2 separate regions of the Homo sapiens genome follow, and region 1 is linked to region 2. A link is a loop called in an ENCODE intact Hi-C map of the cell type or tissue named here. Cell type or tissue: thyroid gland. All regions are shown on one strand. Links, peaks and the distances in the headings refer to the core of each region. The heading gives the core; the rest is flanking DNA.

Region 1 (2,872 bases), core at 373-2,872, 74 kb after region 2:
GCGTGGAGCCCAGAACCACAGCCCATCTGTGAATTGTGTCACAGGCCTGGGGACAGCCCCACTAAATTGATTCCCTTCCCTCTTTGGAACCAGAGAACATCTGAATCACTTTAGCCCACAGCCCGCTGAACAGGAATTTCTCAAGAATAAAAAAAGCCACTGGGGCATTGTTTAAATAAGCCCTTCCCAGCCTTGACCGGAAACATGGGCCCTTGTAGCTGGGGCATGTAGGACACCGGTCTCCCTGCCTTTCCTCCAAGGTTCTCCAGATCTGCTTGGGGACTGCGGGACACCTCGTTTACCTGTAGCAGGTGGGCACCTGAGAGCCTGGGGAATGGGGACGCGGAGGGGTAGAGGGGAGGCCAGTCATGTGCCTCTGGGTGCTCAGTATGTGGGACACCTCCTGGCTGACAGACCCAAACTGAGTCATCCCAGACCCCGCCCACATGGCATGGGGAAATTTCAGTGTGCCTACTTGGACTTATACTCCTCCTCCTGGTCCCGGCAGGCCTTCAACTCAGCATCCAGAGCCCCTCGTTCTCCCTGGAGCTGCTCCAGCTGCTTCCTGAGCTGATCCAGGCAGGCCTCAAAGACAGGCTCCAGGCCCTGCTGGCTGCCACTCAACCCCTGTTGCTGCAGCAGATGCCACTTCGTCTCCAGGACCTTGTTCTGCTGCTCCAGGAACCGCACCTGCAGCAAAAGCAGAGGATCCCTGAGGCTCCTGTGGGACTCCCTGTGCACAGCCTCTGGAAAGTAAAGCCTGAGGGACCCTCCCATCAGCCTCACCTTTCCCCTGTCCCCCTGCCCAACCTGGGCAGGGGAAGCCTCATGACCTTCCATGACACTCTGAACACAACAAAATGACTGGACTGACTAATGGGGCAGGGCCTTCCCCCCGCTGGCTGGCAGTTCTCTGTCCCTGAGCCCCAATCATGGAACAACAGGGCCTCAGCATAGCCAGAGAGAGTCCAGTTAGTCCACAGGAGGGACTTCTTTGCTGCAGAAGTTATTAGAAAAGTGGTAGAAGGAGGCCAAACTTCCCATTTCCAAGTCCATCAAGAGCAGCTCCTCCAAGGGAGGCACAGAGACAGGGGCTTGGCTGAGTTGACCCTCACCTTGTCAATGAAGGAAGCAAACTGGTTGTTGAGGGTTCTGATCTCCTGGGTCTCCTGCGTCCGCACCACCTGGAACTGGGGATCGATCTCAATCTTCAGTGGGGTCAGCAGATTCTGGTTGATGGTCACTTCTTGGATGCCCCCCGGAGGGCACAGGGAGAGCCCAGGCCCACCACTCCACTCCCCAAACCGCACCCCCAGCCTACCCCCTGACCCCCAGGTACTCCCACGAGAGCCTTCCAGGCACCCCCCAAAGGAATTAAGGCTCCTGCTGCTGAAGCCGCCCCTGCTGCTGAAGCCTCCCCTGCTGCGGCCCCTTGAGCGAGCAGAACAGGCTGAGCGAGCGCTGAAGCCCCTCTGGGCCCGGCATGGGGAGAGAGACATGGCAGAGACAGACAGTCACGCAGCTGCAGACGGACAGACAGATTGTCAAGGTGTGTGAGTTTCTGCCCTGGGGCCCCAGCACGAGACTTTTATCCACTCCCGTACCTGGGCTGGGCCTTGGAGAGCAAGATACTCTTGACCTGACTGTGTCTGTCACTTGGCTCCAGCTGACTTACTCTGACGTGCCTGGAGAATAAGTGTCCGGCACGTGCAGAGCCAAGGGAGAAGGAAACCCAGACCCTGCCCTCAGAGCTCCCAGGCTGTTGGAGAAATAGGCATGCCCAAAGACAAGGAAGCAGGCAGGAGACTGGGATGTCAGTGCTGAGGGACAGGGAGGGATGGCCGGAGCAAAGTCACTGAGGCCCTCAGGGAAGGCTTCCTGAAGGAGACAGGGAAGCGAGAGGAGGTTGAAGAGGAAAGAACGCTAGAAGGGGTTCAGAGGAAGCATCAGAGTGCCCTGGATTCTCAAGGGAGAATCTGCCTCAAGGAGTTGGAGAAGGAAGGCACTTGCAGCGCCACAAAGAGAGGAGGTTAGTGGAGGTGTTATTGCCATAGTTGGCTAAAAGACACTCCAGGATTTGGAAATGAAACAGAAAAACAGGGTTTCCAAGTCCTTCCTCTTGCCCAACCCAGCAATCATCCATGAGGCACCACCCACTGAAATCAGGCATCTCCATCCAGGATCGCATGGGACAGCACGTTTCTGACCCAGCCTGTGGCTCTGCTCCTTCCACAAGCACTTGGGGCCAGGCCCATCCACCTGCCATCAGGCTCCGCTTCCTGAGGTTACAAATCAGAGCCACCCAGGCTCTGAAATGAAATGTGCATTTAGGGCCGGGCACAGTGGCTCACGCCTGTAATCCCAGCACTTTGGAAGACCGAGGTGGGTGGGTCACTGGAGGTCAGGAGTTTGAGACCAGCCTGACCAACATGGTGAAACCCCATCTCTACTAAAAATACAAAAATTGGCCAGGTGTGATGGTGCACACCTGTAATCCCAGCTACATATGAGGCTGAGGCAGGAGAATTGCTTGAACCCAGGAGGCAGAGGTTGAGCAGTGAGCCAAGATCGTACCACTGCACTCCAGCCTGGGCAACAGAGTGAGACTCCATCTCAAAAAAAAAAGCAAGGTGCATTTAGAAAATACTCCTAAGCTGGGAACGGTGGCTCACGCTTGTAATCCCAGCACTTTGGGAGGCCTAGGCGGGTGGATCACGAAGTCAGGAGATCGAGACCATCCTGGCTAACACGGTAAAACCCCGTCTCTTAAAAATACAAAAAATTAGCCAGGCGTGGTGGCAGGCACCTGTAATCCCAGCTAATCGGGAGGATGAGGCAGGAAAATCGCTTGATCCCAGAAGGTGGAGGCTGC
Region 2 (2,906 bases), core at 312-2,811:
TAATCTTACACATAAAGGGCTCATTATTAGTTCGCATTGCTAATCAGCTCATTAGTCACAGTAACATTTTAACATACCTTTCCATGGTAATATACTTAGAGCAGCTTCCTTCATGAAACATTTCATTTCCAAAAATGTAAGGAAAAGTGTCAATCCCACACACAATATAAGGTCCCTGTGCCCCAGAACAGCTGGCTGTGCACTCTCTCCATGGGGGCAGCTCCCAGAAAGGAAACCTGGATATGCTGGTCCAGGCTCACCTACCTTCTTGAGCCCCACAAACTCATTCTCTGCGGCAGTGCGTTTGTTGATTTCATCTTCATACCTGGAACAAGAAGAGGCACACATTTGAACACTGGCATTTCAGAAGTAAAAAAGAGAGGTGAGGATTCCAGGCACTCTCCTCACCTGCGCAGAGACAGGACGAGCTTCATGGGCACGTGCAGTTACACAGGACCCTGGGCTCAGGGTCCTCACACTTAGCTCAATGCTGGCACCATATTGACATTCTTTCTTTTTTTTTTTTTTTTCTGAGACAAGGTTTCACCCTGTCACCTAGGCTGGAGTGCAGTGGCACAAACATGGCTCACTGTGGCCTCAACCCCTCAGGCTCAAGCAATCCTCCTGCCTCAGACTCCCAAATAGCTGGGACTGGAGGCATGCACCACCACGTCCAGCCAATTTTTTAATTTTTAGTAGAGACAAGGTCTCACTTTGTTGCCCAGGCTGGTCTCGAACTGTTGGGCTCAAGTGATTCTCCCTCCTCAGCCTCCCAAAGTACTGGGATTACAGGCATGATTGAAATTCTTAATAATTTTGTAACTAGGTTCCTGCATTATCATTTTGCACTGAGGCCTGAAAATCACGTAGCTGGTCCTGTCCAGAGACCTCTCAGAGCTCAGGGCACTGCCTGGCCCTCTTCCCTCTAAATGCAGTGATGGGCAGAGGTATGGGCAGTCAGTGAGAGGGCAAACTTCAAGGAGCCTGACCACTTGCCTAGGCTCTTTGATTGACTTTGCAAAGCACAATGTGTGCATATGGAACCCAGTGAAATGTGTGCTCTCATTGGGCATTTCTGCCTATTTCCTCAGTTTCTGTTTTCCTTCATTACAGTTACTTCTTATAGGAATTTCAGTTAAGAAAGAATTCATACCTTCTGAATGCATCAAAGTTGTGGGATTCCTGCCTGTTAAGGACTAAAATCTACTACCAAGAGTTTGTATTTCATAAAGCTTGAGGAATTGGACTGATTCTAGGAGAAAAGAGGTCTCTAGGCAGGACCTCTTTTTTTCCTCTAGGAGAAAAGAGGTCTCTGGGATCTCTTTTGGGAATATGAATCTGAGTTGCCACTGAATTCCCAGAGCCCAGCACAGAGCCTGCCACAGAGTGGGTGCCCACCACGTTTGTGTGGTTGAATTGGAATAGGGCCTCTGCAGAGCAGGTGTGCCCGTCCCTGTGGGTTCTGATCCCTGGGGAAGTCGGGAGCTCCCTCCCACCTTGAGAGGCCCAGTTTGCTCCTTGCAGACCTCAGCGGATATGGACTGCAACTTGGAACGTGGAGGAGGAGGCAAACCAAAGCTGCAGAACAGGAGATTGGACGGGACACACTGATAAAGGCCTTTACCAAGTGCAGCCCTGGACCTCTGCCTAGAATCCCCAGGAGCTAGGGGAACACTCACACTCCTGGGGCCTGTCCACACCTATGATTCAGAATACCTAAGACTGGAATACAGGAATACGCATTGTTGACAAGCATCCAAGGTGATTCCTGTGTCCAGTCAAGTGTGGCGGACTCCCCATCCTAAAGGATTCTAAACTCTGGGAGGACTCTTTTGTCCCTCTGGGCTGGAATAGGAGGGGGCCCATCTGGAGCCTGAAATCTGTGTCATAGCCACATGGGAGTCTCAGTCCCCACCCTTTCACCCCCTTCTGCTTTGTCATGTTTCACTCAATAAATCCATCCCAGAGTATTGACTGAAGGCACAGTTGGGAACAGTTGAAATCCCAAATTAGGACCACACCTCCCTGCTAATTCCCCAGAAGGGGAAACTTCCCAGGAGGAGCCCTCACTTCTTTTTGAAGTCTTCCACCAGGTCCTGCATGCTTTTCAGCTCTCCCTCCAGGTTCCCCCTCTCCCCTAGAAGTGAATCTAGCTGCTTGCATAGGAAGCTGATGTAGGATTCAAAACAAGGCTCCAGGCTGCTGGGCCCTGAGCCTGTGGTCTGCTGCTGGAGCAGTTCCCACTTGGTCTCCAGGACCTTGTTCTGCTGTTCCAGGAACCGCACCTGCATGAAAGAGGGGAGAAAAGGAGTCAGCCCCTTGAGTTGGGCATGTGGGGCTGCCCATCCCAAATGTAGAACTGTGGAGAAGGAACCCAGTTCTTCAATCTACAATTTCCCCTGTTTTTTAATTTGGGAAGGATGAAGATTTAGCAAAGGGAGAGCTAGAATTTGTTGAGTGATTATGCCTTACCTGTTATTTTCATGTATTTCCGTCACATTTAATCCTCACAACCACCTATAAAGGAGTTGCTGTGATCCCCATTTTGTAGATAAGGAAACTGAGACTCAAAGAGTTTAAGTTTCCCAAAGTGACAAGTCTACTGAGTGACAAAGCTAAGAATCAAACCCAGGACTGTCCTGGGTCTATAGGGATCCTTCAGAATACCACTGAAGGAGGTAAGCACAAATAAAGTTTGTCATTGTTTTTTAGATGTAAGCTTTTTTCAGCTCCATAAAGGCAGTGAATACAGTCAATGAGGTCTAACATTTCTTTAGAAGTTTCACATAGGAAGACCTCCTTTCAGTTATTCAGCTTGCAGCTGAACTAGAATTCACTTCAGATCCTGGGCTCAGTCCCACACAGACCCAGAACACCCTCCTCTGCCCCAGCATGGACAGCTCAGT

Evidence for each region. A loop is a pair of places that touch in the nucleus more often than their neighbours do. Peaks named below come from ENCODE experiments on the same cell type or tissue, not always from the same donor. Only the 100,000 strongest peaks of a DNase experiment are listed, where the experiment ranks them.
Region 1: a loop joins it to region 2, with 2.0 times the contacts of the local background. A loop is called at or near these places in 1 of 110 quality-filtered maps.

Annotation. Positions count from the first base shown.
Region 1 is chr12:52,847,432-52,850,303 of GRCh38, forward strand. It overlaps KRT78 (keratin 78), which reads right to left and starts at 1,563. Exons shown (of 9, transcript NM_173352.4): 1 at 1,116-1,563; 2 at 476-690. The coding sequence starts at 1,499. In thyroid gland, for the core only: no CTCF peak of the experiment used is centred there; DNase peaks (open chromatin) are centred at 470 and 1,640; H3K27ac peaks cover 468 bases.
Region 2 is chr12:52,773,318-52,776,223 of GRCh38, forward strand. It overlaps KRT76 (keratin 76), which reads right to left. Exons shown (of 9, transcript NM_015848.4): 2 at 2,071-2,285; 3 at 265-325. Among named protein-coding and RNA genes, the nearest start is that of KRT76, 2.6 kb to the right of the region's middle. In thyroid gland, for the core only: no CTCF peak of the experiment used is centred there; a DNase peak (open chromatin) is centred at 1,653.